2 separate regions of the Mus musculus genome follow, and region 1 is linked to region 2. A link is a loop called in an ENCODE intact Hi-C map of the cell type or tissue named here. Cell type or tissue: left cerebral cortex. All regions are shown on one strand. Links, peaks and the distances in the headings refer to the core of each region. The heading gives the core; the rest is flanking DNA.

Evidence for each region. Peaks named below come from ENCODE experiments on the same cell type or tissue, not always from the same donor. Only the 100,000 strongest peaks of a DNase experiment are listed, where the experiment ranks them.
Region 1: a loop joins it to region 2, with 2.9 times the contacts of the local background. A loop is called at or near these places in 25 of 42 quality-filtered maps.

The regions. Positions count from the first base shown.
Region 1 is chr1:65,157,636-65,168,214 of GRCm38, forward strand. It overlaps Idh1 (isocitrate dehydrogenase 1 (NADP+), soluble), which reads right to left. Exons shown (of 9, transcript NM_010497.3): 5 at 8,472-8,649; 6 at 7,465-7,616; 7 at 4,165-4,305; 8 at 3,415-3,577; 9 at 981-1,920. The coding sequence ends at 1,830. Among named protein-coding and RNA genes, the nearest start is that of Idh1, 16 kb to the right of the region's middle. In left cerebral cortex, for the core only: a CTCF peak has its summit at 4,807 (motif pointing left); a DNase peak (open chromatin) is centred at 4,815.
Region 2 is chr1:65,107,023-65,117,601 of GRCm38, forward strand. D630023F18Rik (RIKEN cDNA D630023F18 gene) reads right to left here. Exons shown (of 8, transcript NM_001285882.1): 4 at 10,100-10,187; 5 at 9,659-9,730; 6 at 2,855-2,942; 7 at 2,440-2,554. It overlaps Gm36358 (a long non-coding RNA gene), which reads left to right and starts at 5,261. Exons shown (of 3, transcript XR_373471.3): 1 at 5,261-5,375; 2 at 7,443-7,562. In left cerebral cortex, for the core only: a CTCF peak has its summit at 5,182 (motif pointing right); a DNase peak (open chromatin) is centred at 5,205; H3K4me3 peaks cover 408 bases.

The DNA of each region.
Region 1 (10,579 bases), core at 1,385-9,384, 50 kb after region 2:
TTATTATATGTAAGTACACTGTAACTGTCTTCAGACACTCCAGAAGAGGGTGTCAGATCTTGTTACAGATGGTTGTGAGCCACCATGTGGTTGCTGGGATTTGAACTCAGGACCTTTGGAAGAGCAGTTAGTGCTCTTAACCACTGAGCCATCTCTCCAGCCCCAAGAGTGCTGTTTTTAAGACTGAAAACATATCATGTCTTTCCCTTCTTAGAAATCTTCACTGTCTCCTTATTAACTTACAGGGCAATGCCTACATTCTTTAGTTTATGCAGTGTCTGCTGATAGTTTATTAGGCCCTTAGGTCTGTCCTTTTTCCTTACACTGGAAGCAGGATCTTGCAGCACTACTCTGTGCTTCCAGAGCAGATTCCCCTCACTGTCTGTTAATTCATGTACCTCACTCCTCAGCAAACGTTTTTGTTTGTTTTGGTGTTTTTGGAGACAGGGTTTTTCTGTGTAGCCTTGGGCATCCTGGAACTCCCTCTGTAGACCAGGCTGGCTTGGAACTCAGAGATCTGCCTGCCTCTGCCTCCCAAGTGCTGAGATCACAGATACGCACCACAGCTGTCTCACAGTAGACTTCTTAAGAGAAAAAATATTTTCAAATCAAATTCCCATGGCTAGGATATAATCTAGTGTCTGTGTCTGTGTTACTTTTCAACTTGACAGAGCCCAGAATCACCTGGGATATGGCCTCTAAGTATATACACTAGGGATTCTCTGATTTCTGTTAAGGGCTAGGGGAAGCGCCATCTTGGTTTCTAGGCTGAGCACTAGCATGCATTCCTTGTTCTCTACTTCAGGACCAGCTGCTTCAAGCTCCTGCTACCCTGACCTCCCAGCTACACTGGGAGTGTACCTTGAACTGTTGCCAAAACTAACCCTTTCTCCTTTAAAATGCTTCTATCTAGGTATCTTATTACAGTAATAGGAAAAGAAATGAAAAACACTTTTTAAATAAAAACACATAATAAACACTTCAAAGAAGAGTCATTAGTACTTCATTTTAATTAAAATTAACAGTTTAGAAGGACTAGACTGGAATAGTGTTTAATATCAACTTCTGGGAAAAAAAAGTCACATTTATATAAAAGAAATGCAGCAGGTCAGCAGAAATCCAAACGGTACAGCTCCCATTATTGCCCATGGGTGAAATGTACTGCTTGGGGTAGGATAATACTTAGGCTGGGTCACAGGAGAAGAGAAATCAAAGAGCAGAATCCTCCAGTCTGCATTTATTCTAGACTTGGAATTCTCCAGTGGTCTTAAAATATAACTAGTATATTGGACACATACATGCTCTTTATAAACACGTCTGCCATGCATTTTAGCTACACACATCCTATCTGTTCCAGTCTTATGTGAGCTTACTGTATAGCTCTCCCACACACAGTACAACATTTGCGTACAAAGGCCCCAGTGTTCACACTCATGGACAACAGGGGAAGTGAGTTTCTCTTTTCCCCTTATGGGGAACCATACTGTAGCTATTGTTCACCCTTGGAGCACTTCTGATTTTGGTCATTTACATTAGAGCATGAGAAAACATGACAGTTAATTGTGAACAGGTACTAACATAATTCCTACACTGCTACTACACAATAAAATACAATTAAAAAAATTTCCCCACCACATTCATTAAGGTGGCAATAACTGTATGAAAAAGAAAAAAGACTGTAAACATATATAAAAGTTCAACTTTGTCTTCTAAACAAATTACAAAATGATTTTTGTTTTTAATCTTGAGTGTTACTAAAAAAAAAAAAAAAATACGTAAACCTGTGGACCTAGTTACCGCAAAGACTCATTCTAAGCCCAGGTTTGACCTTAAAGTTTGGCCTGAGCTAATTTGGCCTTCAAGTTTTCTCCAAGTTTGTCCATAAACTCAAATGTATTCAAGTAGTCAGAACGTTGTACACTGGTGGGAGAAAAAAGAAAGAAATTTAGTTTTTTCTCTGACAAGGCAGGAGGTAATTAAAAACAAATCACAGTAATGCTACTCACACTTCTAGAAGAGAACTCATTAATGTTAAAAAGCTACAAATCTGTGGGCCATGACTGAGGTTCCTGGTGCTGCCTGTGCTCAGGGTAGCCTGCAGTGGGGTCTCATGTGCACACATTCACAGGAGACCCTGCTGTACGGCTCTGAACTACCAGGAGCTTTAGGTCAGGCTAATGCCAATGTTACTGAAACCATTCCACTTAAAGTTTGTTAATAAATGCCCGAAGAGTAGGTTTCAAAACCACTGTGCTGATGTTGCAAATGTATCTTTGCTGGAAATCTAAGAAACGTGTAGTAAACCGACTGTAACAGATCTCTGAGGTGTACTGGTGGGGAAATGGTATTAATTTACATTTAAGTAAGAGTTCATTTTTTGTTTGTTTTGTTTAAAATTTTAAACTTTTGTACATTTTAATTGAAATATAATTACATTACTTTCCTCTGGTCCTTCCCTCTCTTCATTCTCAAGTCCCAGCTCTTTCCATGCCCCTCCACTCTCTAATCCATAGTCTTCTTCCCCATTTATTATTGTTACATACGTATGTATATGTAGGCACAAACATGCAAGCATAACCTGATGAGTCCATTTTTGTTGTCATGTGTTTATGGTTTTGGGGCTGACTTTATAATTTCTCCTTGAGAGTGGATTCTGAGTAACAGTTGATCTAGCTAGGACACTGGCTCCCAGGTCCTCAAACAAGTCCTGGCACCACAGGGACACTGGTAGGTACTTTAGGGAGGGGCTACCCCATCTGGATTGCTTCTACTCATACTTAGGCTGTTTACTCAATGGGAAGTTAAAGAAAACAAGTGTCCTTCAGTGTCAATTTTCTCTAAAGATTTATTTTAACTAAGTTACATGCGTGTCTGTGTCTCTCTGTGTGTGTCTGTTTGCACATCAGTGTAGCTACCTATGTCAGAAGCCCTGCAGTTACACTTATAGGTGGTTGTGAGCCATTCAACCTGGGTGCTGGGAACCCAACTCATGTCCTCTGCAAGAGCAGTAAGTGTTCTCAAACATAAGTCATCACTCCTGCCCTCTCATTTAAAAAAAAAAAATTAAATAGGACTCTTTCATTTTAACAACTGCACACTAGGTCAGAAACCAGCAAATTTAGAGCCCAGCTCATAATCCAAATCTAGCTATAGCCCAGTTCTCTACACAGGAGTTTGATTGGCACGCCACTGTACCTATGCATTTCTTTATGATCTATGGCTACTTTCCTGCTACAGTGACAAATGTGGAAGTGTGTGGTTGTACAAAGATGATTTTCACAGAGCTGAATAGGTGGTCTACCTGATACCACACACTACACACATAGTGTGTGCTGACCCCAGAAAAGACAAACAGCTCACATAATGTCAATGAGGAGTGATTTGACCACAGAGTGCAGGGCATCTTACACTTACTTGGGTAAGCCTTTAATGCAAGCAGCCAAGTCCTTAGTCATAAAGCCAGCCTCAATGGTCTCAATGCAGACGTCTTCCAAAGCCTTTGCGAAGAAGCTGAGCTCAGTATTGTTATCAAGCTTTGCTCTGTGGGCTAACCCTCGGGACCAGGCAAAAATGGAAGCTAAGGAAAGAAAACAAACAAAGAAATCACTATTTCAAATCACTCCAGGTATGGGGATTCCTAGTGTTTCACTCTTTCTAGAGATGGGGCAGGTTTTGTTTAGATGATGGGCATCATTAGGGGTTATGAATTATGGATGAGTTTTAGGATGGTTGGAAATATTTCATCTGAAGCTCTGTTAAGAGAGATTTAACTATTTGACCTTAAGTGACACCTCATTGCTCCTGGGGTAAAGGAAAATGCTTTTGAAAATGCTCCTCTCTGTTTTTCAACAAAATACAATATTGATCTTCTGCATTTTAAAGGACATTAAAATCGCTCCTAATTATAGCATACACCCATTAACCCAGCACATGGGAAGCAGAAACAGGAAGATTACTACACTGTTAAGGCTAGCCTATGCTACATATAAAAGGTTTAGGCTAGCCTAGGGTACATAGACGTTGTCTCATCACCCACCCTCCAAATAAAACAAAGTAATGATTTTGTAGGAGTCTATGAGGAGCAAAGGTACGCGTCTCAGTTCCTTTGAGATTGGCTTTGAAGAGTTCTCTGGCTGGAAATCAGTAAAGTAGATACTATCTTACCAATGGGGTTGGTGGACGTCTCTTGCCCTTTCTGGTACATGCGGTAGTGACGTGTGACAGTGCCATGGGCAGCCTCTGCTTCTACCGTCTTACCATCTGGACAAATCAGCACACTGGTCATCATGCCAAGGGAGCCATAACCTATAAGTGCAGAGCATGAAGTGTTGGGTCCAACTGCATGAACAGCCCTGCTCTAGAGATGAGAGTAAGCGACTTGATGTTGACAGGTTACGATAAATAAAATGAACACAAGTGCATACAAGCATCCACAATGCTCTTCAGAATGCAGGGCCCCAGCTTCGAGTTTGAATCAAACTGCCTGGAAAGGCTATTATTCTCTCCCGAGCATCTACTTTGTGTTAGGGGGTGACCTATCCTCCATTCTACTTCTGAGGCTTCATTGCTCCCATGACTCAGTTTCCCTGCCTGTAAAGTTAGGTAATCAAAGCACTTGCCTGGCTGAGTTGCTGCGGGATTAGAGGAATACACACATAATCATGACTATGTGCTTGCATACTTATATCCCTTAGAACAGAACTTCCTATCAAGTAAGAACCCACTCTAGCTCTGTGCAGAATGCCCCTTGGCTCTGGAGAATGAAGTGAGTTATCTGCTGCCCTCCTGTGGCTCACTCACCCTTGCTGAGATGGAGATGAAAAGGCAGCTTTAAAGCAGGATGGGGTGGGTGGGTGGATGTAGGAACAGCCTACTTGCTTTCCCTTGCTCTTTTCTGCAGTCCCTATCCAGCAAACCCTACTGTCACTTTTAAGTCCATGCAACTGTTTTTCCTTTTCATGCATTCTTTACTCAACTGCAAAGCACTTCCATTTTCTTTACTCTCCCATGACCCCCTAATGAAGCTGATGATAAATTATAATAAAGAGGTTATAAGCAGGCTACTTTTTTTTTTTGGTCTGACACCAAGAAGATTGTTTTATTTTATTTTATTTTTGGCCACATTAGGTTTATTATTATTATTATTATTATTATTATTATTATGTATTTGGTATGTGTGTATGTGTCACATCTGAGCCCATGTATGTGTGGAGATCAGAGGACAACTTTTGAGAGTCACTTTTATCCTTCCACTGTGTGGATCTTGGAACCTGAACTCCATTCACCATGCTTGGTGGTAGATGCCTTTGCGTGCTGAGCCATTTTACCAGCCCATATTGTTTCTGTCATCTTTGACTTTAGTGAAATCAATCTTTCCCTCCTTATTTTATGCATTTGTAAGTGATTAAAACAAAACAAAACTTCACACAAAGGTAGAAAGTCACTTAATTTTCCTATCGTCATATCTCTGTAAAAAGAGAACCAAGGTATTCTGGCAAGGAGTAAAAGGGGTAACTCCTAACCACCAAGGATGCGCTCCCCAAAGAGCTCATTATTTGGCAACAGGTCCGCAGTGTGCTCCTGAGGAATTGAGATTCCTCTTCCCGCCGCCTAACTGTACCAGTCTAAATCTATTCAGTTGATTTAACAGCAGCTCCTTATGTTGAAACTGGTAAACAGAGAGAATGCATTTAAAAAGCAAAGATGCCTCTGTGTGGGAGCAGTGGCTCTCTCCAGTACCTGTGCAGCCCCCAAGGCTTCAGATGCAGTGACTGGTGAGGGACGACGTCCCTCACTGTGGGTCTGATCTATGCTCCACTCCACTCCACTCTGTAGCTTCATGGCTCCTACCCAATGTATCTACCACGACACTAGCTGGTGCCACTGTCAAACTGAGAACATAATTGAGTACACAACAGTTGTGCCTCTCCAGGAGAGGGAAGCTGCCTTGCAATCTGATTGGCTCTCTGAGGTCTCGTAATGTATGGGCTTTTGGCCTGCGCAGGACCTAGGCTGACAGTGTTTATTGCACTTCGACAGGACAGTTAACAACAATGGGTGTGGGGATTTAGTTCACGATACAGCACATGCCTAGCTACACAAGGCTTTAGAATGGCTTTGTGTATCTTCCCCAGAACTCTGATGACGTCCGCCGTTTTTTTTTTGTTTGTTTGTTTGTTTGTTTGTTATTGTTGTTGTTTTATCTACCAGGGTGTCACTACAAAGGACTGTTTCACTCAGCATAAATGCATGAGATTTTAGAGAGACAGAAAGTTGTGTAACCACTGTATATGATACTAATGTTATCTTCTGTTGGTCTGGTCTACTGATTTTCAAACTGATTAGAGATTCTCAACTTTCAAAGAGCAAAAGCAGTACCTCCTGTGGGAAAGTAAACATAATTGAAACTAACACAAACACTCATCTGGGGAGATTCCGGTTCTCGGACTTCCCTTGTGCAAACCTGAAACCAAAGGGCAATCTGGTGTGGAAGTCAGGGAGTTTTACATGGCAAAACCACCCGTTTCTTGAAATTTCTGTAAACAGCATTGGGCTTTGCACACTTCCTTTGTGCTGGAAGCTAAGTGCAAAGCATATGTTTTATAGAGCATCAGAACAGCCTTCAAGGTTGGCAGGAGGAGCACACTTAGGACTCGTTGCCTGATGAATGACCTCTTGGAGAACCCCGTCCTTGGTGCTGGGGTCCTTCACTTTATAACTTCTTTTTGGTTTTTCTCTACATTCTTTTGTTTGTTTCAGACAGAACTTTCCTACATGTCCCTGGCTGTCCTCGAACTCATTATGTAGACCATGCTGGCCTTGGAAATCAAAGAAAGCCATTTGCTTCTGTCTCCTGGTTAAGGTGTGCACCCCCACACCTGGCCTCATGAGCTATGAGGATAGGGGAATTGAGTGTTCGGATATGGCTTTAGCTACCCACTGGGAGCTCTGAAACTTCATCTGGGGTAAAGGGCTGAGTTGTGTTACCATTGATAAGGCTGGAGCCAAGAAGGGCAAATCACTGAAGAACTTTCTGTGTGACTGAGTAAAGCTACTTTCCTAGGAGGAGTGTGATTCACTTGTCTAGGCACCTAAGAGTGCCACCAGGCCTCTTGTGCTGTTAACGGTTCATTAAGAGACAAGGATTAAGACATTCCCTTGTATGGCTGGGCTGGAGAGATGACTAACAGCTAAGAGCGCTGCTCTTCCCAAGGACTCCGGTTCAATTCCCAGCACCCAGATGGCAGCTCACAACTGTTTATAGCTCCAACTTTCGGGGACCTGGCACTTCCACAGACATACATGCAGTCAAAGCACTAATGTACACAATGAAGTCTTAAAAACAACAACAACAAAAAAGAAACAAAAGTCCCTTCTCACACCAGAGCCCTTTGTGGAATATCCTCGCTGCCAGCCGGCATGTGCTTCCTCTAAGTAGTCCTCTGGCCATTTGTTTATATTTACCTTGGGCGACTGAGTCTGACTGCACATCCCCATCGTAATTCTTACAGGCCCAGATGAAGCCTCCCTCGGACTTCATAGCTTGGGCCACCATGTCATCTATGAGCCTGTGTTCATAGCAGATCTTCTGAGCTTCAAACTGGGACTTGTATTTCCTAAAACAAGCAAACGAACAAGAGAAAACAAGAATAAAATAGAATTAGTTTTATCAGAGATACCATTTGCAACTCTCCAAAAGGACAGGAAACATTATTGTTAGTAGATACAGCACAAATTTGGGACAGACAAATGCTTAGATTCCTATCCTAGACCCTCAAAGTGGCCATCTCTCATAAGACTATTCTCTCTTACGAATGAAGGTCTAAGAATTATGCGAGAAAAAACAGATTCCCCCACATATTTCTTTGCTTCCTACATTTTTAATAATGATCAGATTTTGTGATTCAATTTATTTTAAAAATGTCACAGTGCCCAAGCTTGGAACAGATGGGCCATAGGAAGAGGACTCTCCAAACTTCAGCAAAGGTCTCCTTTCATTTCTCAGCTCCCATCTGAACACTTGCCCTAACTGGGAGTTATGCCATGTTAGGAGCGGACCCAAGCATGCCTCCTGTGTGGCCGAAATGAGAACTGTTACATACAAATAACAGAACCTCTTAAAGCAGACCTTTCAATTCAAGCAAAGGTCTTAAGAAAAATAAACTGGGCGGGCTTCAGAAACACACACTTTCAAAACATTGGCACTTTTCAACATAAATGGGCTACTTTATTCAAACACTGAATAGCCCTGTCCCTACCAAGAAAAGAAAACACATGGCCCTTATTTAGGAACACATTTACCTTCTAAGAGCACCTCAGAGTAGTTTCCTTTCAGCCCTGCTAAATCTCAGATTTGCCATTACCCAATTTCAGGGCAGTGCTGTGGCTCATTCAGTCTGCCCCAGGGGCTACATCCTAAATGCCTGCAATTCTTACTTGAAAACAGAAAAGGGAGTAAGGGCCATAGTTACTTGTCATAGATCTCCTGGAAGATGTCTTTGAAACGCCCATCATACTTCTTCAGAATAGTGTTCTTGGTGCTGAGATACAAAGGCCAGCCCTTGGACAGAGCCATTTGGAAGGAACTGTGTGCAAAGTCTTCAATTGACTTATCCTGGTTGTACATGCCCATGGCAACACCACCACCTTCTGTGGAGAGGAGGTCACCAAGGACAAAGAGGAGAAAGGTAAGGAGGATGGTATTTATAGCAAGACTAAAACCATGTATAATAAAGACCCAAGGACCAATTTCTCAGCTGCCACCACGGGCTCAGGACTGTGAAATTCCAGAACTACCAACTTGAACAGGCTATGGCACAGGCACAGAGGGGAAGCATTTGTTTTAGATAAGGATGTTTTAATGTATTTTTAGAAGGGCTACAGCAATAAGAAAATCATATGGTCTTTAAGATTCCAAAAATTGCAGGCACAGAGGTGCACATCTTTAATCCCAGCACATGGGAAGCAGAGGTAGGTAGATCTCTGTAAGTTTGAGGCAAGCCTGATCTACAGAATGAATTTTATGATAGCCAGGGCTACACAGTGATTGCCTATCTCAAAAACAAAAACAACAAAAGATCCTGAAGATATCAAAACATGGAAAACTACCCCTGGGAACTAGAAGTACAATCAAGAATGGGAAAGAAGGGGCTGGAGTTAAGAGCACTGATTGCCTTTCCAGAGGTCCCGAGTTCAATTCCCAGCAACCACATGGTGGCTCATAACCATCTATAATGGAATCTGATGCCCTCTTCTGGTGTGTCTGAAGACAGCTACAGTGTACTCATATATATAAAATAAATCTTTAAAAAAAAGAAAAGAATGTGAAAGGAAGTTGGAACTCTTCTTAACACACTTTAACATGTTCCAACATGGAATTTGTTTGTTTATTTTTGTTTATTATTATTATTTTTTGAGACAGAGTCTCTCTGTAGTGTTGGCTGTCCTGGAACTTGCTCTCTAGACCAGGCTGGCCTCAAAGTCACAGAGATCCCCCTGTCTCTGCCTCCAGAGTGCTGGGATTAAAGGCGTGTGCCACTACTGCTTGACTGTACTTTATTTTTTAACTGTGCATATATACGGCGTGCGTTTGTGTGTGTGTGTGTTGGCTGTGTACCAGGGCACTCATGTGGGCTAGAAGACAATCTCAGCTTTCATCTTCTGTTGCTGTAGGCAGGATCTCCTGTGTTACTCATTACTGCATCCATCAGGTTAGCTAGTTTGTGAGCTTCCAAAGTCTCTTGTCTCTGCTTCCCATCTCCCTGTAGGGGCACTGGGATCACCAACATTTGCTTTTTGTGCTTGGCTTTGTGTGTGGGATCTGAGGATTTCAGCTCTTGCTTGCATGGCGAGTACCCTGCCCAGTGAGTGATCTCTTCAGTTCCCAGCATGCATTTTAAACTTAGGTATCCATAATGGACAAAGATTTGCATTTTAACCACTGGGGGTATACTGAGCACACCTGTGTTAATTGGGGTAAATAATTACACTACACGTAATCACTGGTGTTTCACAACTCTTTTATTAATTGACCTCTGTTATTACTGAAAGCAGAACCTGAATCCATGCCAAGGCCCCAAGCTAACTTGGCTGAGAATGTGAAAAACACTAAACAGGTAGAACTAGAATCTATGAATCTATGAAGACACAGAATCTATGAAAACAATATCACTTAGAGGAGGCAAAAAATGCAAAAGCTGGGGAGGCCCTGGGTTTCCTGTTTGTGTGAATGCTTAAAATTTTGGACACAGTTTAAGATAAATTGGTGTATGTGTGATGATATTCATGTGTTATGTATGAGTGATTACATGCACACATCTGTGCATAAACAATGTGTGGAGGTCAGGACAACCTCAGGAGTGGGTCTTCCATCTTGCTTAAGACAGGGTCTAATGTTGCTAACCACTGTGTGGGCCAGGGTAGCCAGCCTGATATTAGGCATACAGTTGTGCTTAGCCTATATGTGGGCTCTGGGGATTCAAACTCAGGTCCTAAACTTTGTGCGGCAAGTGCTCAAGTGCTTTATCCACAAAACCACCCTCCCAACCCTTTAGACTTGGATGTTCCTCAGAAACGTGAA
Region 2 (10,579 bases), core at 1,545-9,544:
ATAAGAAAACTATGAAGAAAGATTTGCTACATAGGGGTTTGAAAAGTAAAGATAAAATGAGGAATTTCATATATATAAGATAAACAATTTCCTCACTCAAAAAGCCATAAAATCATACTTTCAGTCAGGCAGTGGTGTTGCAATAGTTTTGATCCTAGCCCTCAGAAGGCAGAGGCAGGTACGTGTCTAAGTTTGAGGCCAGCCTGGTCTACAGAGTGAGTTCCAGAACAGCCAGGGCTACACAGAGAAATCCTGTCTTAAAAAGAAAACAACAAAACAACAAAAAGCATACTTTATATACATTTAATAAAATGTTTACTTTATTCCATTTATAACAAGTAGTACACACACATATATATGTATAACAAATATTGACATATCATAAGGAATGTTAACAGCTGCTAATTATAAATCATGGAAAAGGAGTATAAAGAAAAGAGAATTCTTTTATTTTTCTACTGTAATTTTGATGTATTACTATTATATTTTATGAAGTGGTTTTAAAAAAATACCCAGGAGTTGTAAAAATGCCTAAATTATACAAATAATATGCATGAAAAAGAAAGCACCAACCGACTTTCTGTTTTCAGGAGGACATCTTGTTGGAAGGGGATTATTTAAAAATGGGCTTGAGTCTCAGATAGAGTATAGGAGAACTGGGTAGTGCTTAGAAAGAGGTCTGCTGGTCAGACTAAGCCCCCCAGAGCCATTTACTACTATTCAGTTACCAACAGTAGGTACAAGTCCCCATGGCGTGCAGACCACTGTGCGTGCACACACGCGTGCGCACCCGCGCACACACACACACACACACACACACACACACACACACACACACTCGTGAAATAAGCAGGAAGTGAAAGTTCTCCTGTCGCCAGGAAGCAACAGCCACTGGTGATTGTGAAAGAAAATGCATGGGGTTAAATTATATTTTAAAAACATAACACCCAAATGATGTCTAAAACTCAAATATTTACAACTACATTCTCATTACACAGGGCTATGCATGAACCTCAGTGAGTTTATAAACCAGTTCTTAAGATCAGTCTTTGTAAGATTACATTTTGTCCAGATTATCAGGGTGTGTCTGTGTGTGGTGTGTGTGCACACTCACAGGTGTTCATGTGACCTGTGTCTAGGAGTCTTACTGGTTTGTGGTTGTTGTTTTATTTTGCTTTCCAAGGCCTGCTGTTTCCAGATTCATTTGAAAGCTGGACTTTTTCCAGTTGTTCAGAAGCAATGACGTAGCTTGAGAAAGTCTATGCCCTGAAATCTCATTGGAGCAAGTGTCTTCAAAAGAAAACCCAATAGGTGGCTGCTTTGTCAGCTTTCTGTCTTTAGAATAGTGTCAAGGTTTGATGTAACCAGACAATCCAGAAAGTCCCTAAGCAGCCCCAGTGAGGAGGTTGTATGTCTTTTCTATTTCTAAAAGTGTGTGTGTGTATGGAGTATGTGTGTATGTGTGTGCATGTAGTATTATGTGTATGTATGTATGTATGTATGTGTGTATATGTGTATGTGTGGTGTTGGTTATATTTCTAACAAATCATCCCATTTGTTTCTGAAGACTAAACACATCTCAAGCAGTGTATAGTTCCGTTAATTTAAAGATGCACATTGAAAACATGCGTGGCACAGCAATTGAGTGAATGGAAATTTCATTTTAGGTTCCTTCTACTTTCCCTCCAGTCCCATCTGTCTCTGTGCTGATTCTAAATTCCTCCACATAACAGTTGAGGAGTGGAAGGGCTGGGCAGATGAAAGGACAGGAGTTGGAGAGATGCTATGAAACAAAAAGACAAAATTCTCTCTTTGTGGCAAAATTCTCATCTGGAACATTTTAGGTGCAGATGCTAAAACAAACCACCCTATTTGATTAAATAAATGGAAAAACATCGGATTCGCTTGTGACAAGCAATTTTCAAGTGTTCAAAGCTCATCACGGCTGATGTCTACTTGGGCTTCACCATGTCGAGTACTGTTCTCATCACTCGTTCCATAACCCTGATTAATCTGTGACTTTAAGAGGTGGGTACTATTCTTTCTCTCTTTCTTTCTTTCTTTCTTTCTTTCTTTCTTTCTTTCTTTCTTTCTTTCTTTCTTTCTTTCTTCCTTCCTTCCTTCCTTCCTTCCTTCCTTCCTATCTTCCTTCCTTCCTTCCTTCCTTTCTTTCTTTCTTTCTTTCTTTCTTTCTTTCTTTCTTTCTCTCTTTCCTCCCTCCCTCCCTCCCTCCCTCCCTCCCTCCCTCCCTCCCTCCCTTCTTTCTTTCTTTCTTTCTTTCTTTCTAGAAGAGGAACCTAAGGCACAGAGTGGTTTAGCAGCCTGTTCAAAACCACACAGCTGATAAGCGATGGGCTCCGTATCCACGCCCGGAGCCTTAAACTCCAAATACTCAGCTTTCAGTACGATGTAGGGAAGGCCATCCATGTTTAGTCTTACTTTGTTGCTGGGGTGTGGGTGCCTTTCCCGACAGGATCTCCATTCTGCCCTGTTGCTTTCTTTGTAGAACTGCTGGTGGTATTTTTATTCGTTGCGCCTCTTCTCAACTTGACACCTGCAGACATAGGCAGTACCACGCCTGAGTATAAAACTTAAAAAAAAACAGCGTCCACCATAGTGTTAGATCTTGTCTTTCTGGGCTGCATTGGCCCCCCTCGCCAAAGGGTCTAAGTAGTAAGGCTTTCTGGTTAGGGAAATGTAGAGGGAGGCATATGCCAACTTATGAAGAACGCCTAATTTTATTTTATTTTTAAATCTCACTAGATAGAAATCTAACCAGTACTATCATTGAAGCTGACCGAGTGGGCCCACCTCCTGGTTAACTTTCTCTACATCCGGAAGAGCGCAGGCTTACTCTGTCTCCGGTTGCACTCTGCTGCTCTGGGTGCGGTCAACATGGCAAAAGGATGCAAGGAGCGGCGGGGCAGCAGGGCCTGGGCGACCTGAAAGGAAGACACAGTTCCACATTACAGCGGTGTGAGTTTTGTGCGCGGAGCGCCTGCTGCTTACAGTGTCTTGGCGTGTCTCAGTCTCACCAACCGAGTCCCGGTGAACCGTGTCGATGTGGCAGCCGAAAGGCGGGTGAACGTGATCTTCATCTACAGCCCCTGCTCTGTGTTTGGTTCTCATGACCCACAGAAGCCCCCTTTGCACAGGACATTCCTCACAGCCCTCTACTGCACACAGCCCCTTCCTCTTTTCTGCCCCAGGCTCCAGCCTTTCCTTTGCTGAGTGAGAAACTTGCCCTGACATGTCTTCACCTGCTCCCTCCTGCCCCACAAACCGATGCACACTACAGGCTAGGAATTGCTACGTATGCAACTGGAATTTTTTTTTTAACGTGCCCTTAACTTTGTTAATATTTTTATTAAAAAATAAATTAACGAATATAGTTATATCACGTCCCTCATTCTGTCTTATCCCTGGTGTTCCCAGCAAGGCGAGCTTAGCAGTAATACAGTCATATGGAAGGCTCCCCTGGGCTGTCATGTAATTGATGAGCACAGTCCCGATTAATCCCCAGAATAGCCTGGTGTGGTTGGGGATGTGTCATCAAACCTATTTACACATAGGAAACTAGGTAACGGTTACCTGCCATTTTGTGCTATTACTAATATTATAAGGAAACTTTCTCATATATTCCTGATGTTACTAGGAAACTTTCTCATGCCCAAGTTGATTACATATTCTGTTATGTTCTGAGCACTTGGAAACCAGTCGAAATAGAAGTCAGTAGACTTCTCCCCCTCCCCCATTCTCTTTCTATTTCTCTCTGTTTCCATGTATTCCCAGCCGGCTTCTCTTTCTTTCTGTCCTCCTCAGTCCCCTCTTCTCTGCCCTCATGGCTCTGCTTGTCTCTACCCCTTCTCCAGGTCCTCACTCCCCTTCCTTCCCCCAAATAAACCTTGGCATGGGCCTACCAGCATCCCTGCCTGCCACTGCATCATATTTCATAATACCCACAGTCAGTTTGGACCCAAACCAACCACTCAGCAGCACTTCCTACACCTATCGATGAGCTTTTATGATGTTGCTTTTACCAACTAGCCCTGGGATGGAACCCAATATAAGAGAGACACCTGCACCAATATAAGGAACTACTGGGAATAAGACTTTCATTTTGAGTAGGGGATCGAGTAAAGTTTAATTTCCCAAGACCTCCCTGGGAACTGACATCCTACTTGGCAGAAAGAGTCATGTTCCTGGATAAGTAACATCCTCATTGGCAAGTTAAGACCTAAGTGTTAGACAAGACCCATTCTGGTAGACAAGTTAGGACATGAATGTTAGACACGTCCCCTGCCACAGCTGAATACCCCCACCAATAGGAGCAGGAAAAGTGTACAGCAAAGACATGTTCCTAAGGAAATCCCTTATCCCTAGATCCTGATTGGTGGAATAACTTGGCGCAGATGTTTGTGGATTATAGGCTTAAAAAGCATCTTAATGTCACAACCAGCTCCTGAGTCTGGATTTGTGGCCCTGGTCAATCAGTCCTGGGGTGTCTGCTCAGTAAACTATCCCTGTCTGACTGAGATCAGTGTTTATATGTTTTGGAAGGAGATTCCTGGACCATATCAGGAGGCAGCCAACTTAGAAGGGATGGATCTGGGTCTGGGCCCTGTCTGCTTTGCCTCTAGAGTCATGCATGATATTTGGTTGTGAGAATGGATGTGAATGCCGGCTCTTTTTTTCTCTTGATTTTTGAGATATGTTTTCCTCTGTGCAGCAGAGCCCTGGATGTCCTGGATTCCCTTTGTATACCAGGGTGGTTTGGCACTCACAGCGATCCACCTGCCTCTGCCTCCTCGGACTATAGGCATGCATGCACCACTAGGCTCAAAGCTGGCTTTTAAAATGGGATGACCTTTGGAGAGACAGAGGTGAGCTGAGGTCTCGGGGTTCTCTGTTCAGCACCCTTATCTCCTTCCACACACTTTTTTTTTTAATGCTTTTTCTTCAGTTTAAATCATGTTGGGCATTTTATATTTATCATCTGGGCACAGTTGTAAATAGCCAGTACTTATGTAAAGCCTTTAATTTAACTTTTTCTGGGTTCAGGGTCTTCAGCAGGAAAACAAAACAAAACAAACTGGAAATCGATTTTCTTATTAATAAAAAAAATGGCTATTTAGCCTGTTGCTGAGAGCGAACAGTACATGACTTGCTGCTATCCTTCCACCAGGGGGCAGCAAAGAGTCCCAGAGAAAGCCACCAGCTTTCCACAGTTCCCACAAGTCCTTTCCAGTTGCCGGAAATTCGTCCCAATCTGATTTGTATTCCTCTTGGTTTTAAACTCTGGCTTAGAAACTATTTCAGTTGTTGCTTAGAAGAAATTTTATCCGAAGGATTCAAAGGGCATTCTGATATAAGCGGTAATTAACCTTTGGCAACATCTATTGTTTTTAAACCACTCTGACTTATAATTAAAACCATTATTTTTGAAGTGATGTTAAACTCCAAAAGGCTGTTTTAAAATAGTCCTATAGTTTAATGTTTGAAATGTTTCATTGCCACTGAGAGATCCTGCTCGTTCCTCTTCTAAGTTGAAGAGAAAGCTTTAGGGTGGAGTCAGCCTGCAACTCTGCCTGGGGTGGGTAGGAGCTCTGGTGGGAGGGAGGGGCTGCTAGCATTGCTTCATCAAACCATAATCATTTGGGGAATTAGTTACCCCAGACAAGCCACGTTTGCATTGCTAATAATATACATATTTGATTAGCTATTTAATGTTTATATATTTAGAGTCTCTATCAGATGTGATTTTGTCCCTGGGGCACATTTAGCACTGGGAGGCGTTTTTTTAACTGTAGGATTCTGAGGATCGCGGCTATGTACCACTGAGCAGAGGCTCTTTCGTGACTGAACCAGTGATCCGGAGGACAAGCACGAAAGCAACGTGGCCTCCTGTTATAGCTCCGTTGTGTAGGCGGCACTTAGCCCAGCTGCTCTGACATTGACCTTTGCAAACCCTGACTGATGACCCCACCAAATCAGGAAGTCACAGTGCAATCCCCTTAAGAAAGAAGCATGGGAACTGAGATGCAACACCCAACCAGTGTGACTGACACGTTCCCGAAGCTAGAAGAAGAGAAAATCGAAGTAAAAAAACAGCGAGCAGGGATCAGGTCTGGGGCATATTTGGTGAAGAAGAGAGGAGACAGGCGGGCAGAGAGAACGCAGCAGCGAACACGCAGAGACTGGGCAAGGTGGAGGGAGTGTGGAGCCAGAACACCACAAAAGCGGGCCTTTCTTCACCTTAAAAAAACAAACGCTGCTTAGCGGGGCTGGAGAGATGGTTCAGTAGTTAACAGCACTGGGTGCTTTCCCAGGAGACATGGGGACAATTCCCAGGACCTACAGGGCAGCTCACAATGGTCTGTAACTCTAGTTCCAGGGAATCTGGCACCCTCATGCAGACATGTATGCATTCAAAACACCAATGTACATAAAATAAAATAAATAAATAAATAAATCATAGAAATCAAACCAGGTCATGTGGTATTTACTTGCATTTCAAAAAAAAAAAAAAAAAAAAAAAAAAAAAAAAAAAAACACCAGAAAACTGCTTAGCCTCTTAAGCCAAGCTAAGCCTTGATACAGAGTACAAGATCTATGTAAGACAAGGCACCTTGCCCAACTTGCTCACTGCTGACTCTGTGACACTCAGTTACATATTGTGAAAGAGCAAAGGAATGAGCAGGAAGCCATGCAGTGGTCAGGGAGAAAGCTGTAGTTCCTTCCTTCAGGACTTGAGGCAATGTGGATCTCAGCAAACGGAAGGTGCCGAAAAGTTGGTTCCACAGCCGTAAGACTTAGTAAACACTCGGCCATGGGGGTGGATGAACTAGGCACCTGAACTTAGGCTGTGACCCACTGCTCGAACAGTCTAGTCTGCAGGCTGTGACAAGAGCAGGGGATAAGTAATTGTCCTAAGTCTATGGCATTGGCCTCCTTCTGAGTCTTTCAAAACTGCTTTGTGGTTGTGAGCCATTACCTACACACTGTGGTCTGTGGGTATAAGAACAGGAGATAAATAATTGCCCTGTGTCTATGGCCTTGACCCTGCCCTGGTCTCTTTCTTTTTGTTTTTTTGTTTTTTTTCTTTTCTTTCTTTTTTTAAAGATTATTTATTTATTTATTTATTTATTTATTTATTTATTTATTTAATGTACGTGAGTATGCTGTAGCTGTACAGATGGCTGTGAGCCTTCTGATTGTTCCAGCCCAAAGGTTTATCTATTATTATAGATGAGTGCGTCAGATCTCATTATGGGTGGTTGTGAGCCACCATGTGGTTGTTGGGATTTGAACTCAGGACCTTCGGAAGAGCAGTCAGTGCTCTTAACCACTGAGCCATCTCACCGGCCCTCCCTGGTCTCTTTCCGAATCCTTTCAAACTGCCTTATGGTTGTGACCCGTTGCTTATATACTGTTGTCTACAGGTAAAAGAAGCAGGGTGGGCACTTGTCCTGTGGTTGTGTTCATGGCTCTGACTCTGCACTTGACTACCTTTTAAATCCAGATGGGAGACTTCGCAAGGGGCAGTGAGCAGAAGGCCAGGGGTGAGTACTCTCGTTCAGCTTCCTTTACCCCTGCTCCACCCCACCCCACCCCTACCCCAGCCACCTACTCGGCCCACAGAAGTTTTCAGTGGTAAGGGGATCATACTCAGTATTTAAACTCTTACTGAGTGTCGACACACTCAAAAAGTGTGAAAACGGAACTGTTAAAAACCATTCAAAGGGCTGGTGAAATGGCTCAGTGGGTAAGAGCACCCGACTGCTCTTCTGAAGGTCAGGAGTTCAAATCCCAGCAACCACATGGTGGCTCAAAACCATCCAAAACGAGATCTGACTCCCTCTTCTGGAGTGTCTGAGGACAACTACAATGTACTTACATATAATTAAAAAAAAAAAAAAACATTCAAAGTACTTTATTTTCTCAAATACTGAACCTCCTGTAGCCCAGGCTGGCCTGAATTTCCTATGTGGCCATGGATGTCCTTGAACTCCTGATGCTCTCGCCTCCTTTGCCTAAGAGCTGGGGTTACAGTGTGTGCCAAAAGCCTTATGGGTCTGGTCTTCATTCTGGATGGAAGAATACAGAATCCAGTGGAGGAGTGTGGCTTGTTAGTCCACGTTACGAAGCCGGAGTGTGACAGTACGGTGCGCAGAAACATCAGGATCTGGGCTCCCAGCCCAGTGCTCTCTGCTGCCAGACTCAGCCTTCCACAAAACACACCAGCACTTACTACTCGACTTAAAAAGGGGCATTTTACAAGCATGTGAGACTCAATTAGGATGTGGTTGCTTCCGTGTTTTCCCTTTATTAAAAGTACAATTATTTATTCAGGGGTGGGGTGAGCAGTTGTATGTGCTCAGGTATTCATGTGGAGCTCAGAGGGCAGCTGCCAGGAGTGTGCTGTCTTCTTCCGTTACGTGGGTTTGGGAAATTAAATCTGGGAGTCAAGATTGACTACAAGGGCCTTTACTTGTGGAGCAATCTCAATATCTCAGTTTTGGCTTTTTGACATAAAATTGTTATTTATATGATGCCTGAAAATATATCATTATAAATGTATATGCTAAATAATCTCATTCAGGGGCTGCGAATTGTAGCTCAGTGGTAGAACGGATGCTTAGCATGTGCAAGACTCTGAGTAGAATCCCCAGCAACACACACACACACACACACACACACACACACACACACACAGACTAGACACACACACAGAGAGACCAAACACACACACACACACACACACACACACACACACACACAGAGACCAGACACACACACACACACACACACACACACACACACAGAGACTAGACACACACACAGAGAGACCAAACACACACACACACACACACACACACACACACACACAGAGACTAGACACACACACAGAGAGACCAAACACACACACACACACACACACACACACACACACACATACACACACACACACAGAGACCAGACACACACACACACACACACACACACAGACTAGACACACACACACAGAGAGACCAAACACACACACACACACACACACAGACTAGACACACACACACAGAGACCAAACACACACACACACACACACACAGAGACCAGACACACACACACAGAGACTAAACACACACACACACACACACACACACACACACACACACACACACACACACACAGAGACCAGACACACACACACACACAGAGAGACCAGACACACACACACAGAGACTAAACACACACACACACACACACACACACACACACACACACACAGAGACCAGACACACACACACAGAGACCAAACACACACACACACACACACACAGAGACCAGACACACACACACACACAGAGACCAAACACACACACACACACACACACAGAGACCAGACACACACACACAGAGACCAGACACACACACACAGAGACCAAACACACACACACACACACACACACACACACACACACACACACACACAGAGACTAGACACACACACACAGAGATACATGCACATAAAGAGGTATATGCATGTATCTGTGTTTTGTGGCTTGGAATATATGTCAGTGGTAGAGCACTTGCTTAGCATATACCATATATAGGCCCATATACATCTCTGTTACTAGCAGTCCCATATCACACTTACCTTGGTAGAATCAGGACTGGCAGAAGAATTGGCCCCATAAATTTTAAGGACTTCTTCAATTGGAATACTGTTCTGTGAAATAAAAACAATGTGTTGCTATTCTGCCTTTTCTTTATTATAAAACAAAGTCACTGCAGCTTCAGTGGATCAAGTATGGTGTGAAGCAGCACAGCAACTAGATGATAATTTCCAAATTGATGGGTAAACACGTTTTCTAGACACTTCTGTTTCTCATCCTCTTATTCCTCTCTCATCTCCCATAAATATTTTTGCGATAGGGTATGGAAGTCAAATTTTTCATTATACATTTAAAATAATAAATTTTACTGTTAGTAAATCCAAGGCATTTAGAAGCGACATTAAAAACATGTAAACATGCACTAGCACCAAATGATCTTAGAAGACACAAAGTGTGCACAGATACAGTGCGCTTCCCCTCACCATTAAGACTCCAGCGTATGATGATAAGATCATTGCTTCTCGCTCTTTTCGGTTTGGATACGCAGGTCTGACATGAAGTGGTGCTCTCCTAAGGGGAAATAGGAAGAAGAGTTGGGGGTGGTGTATGTTGGGGGTGGTATGTGTGAGTGTGTGCGTGCACCTGTGCACATGTATGTGGAGAACAGAGGTCAACCTCAGGTGCCATCCGCTGGAGCCACCCACCTTGATTTTTTGAGTAAGGGACTCTCACTGGGACCTGGGATTCACCAAGTAGGCTAGGCTGGCTGGCCAGCCAGTGCCACATCTTTGTCTCCTCAGTGCTGTGATTATAACTTTGTGCCACCTCACCCAATATTTTGTGTAGGTGTTGGGGATCAAGTTCAGATCCCCTTGCCTATACACTAAGTGCTGACTGACTGAGACCTGTTTTCGAAACTCCTATTCTTGTTCTTTTTGACACAAGCTAAGGTGTGACACTAA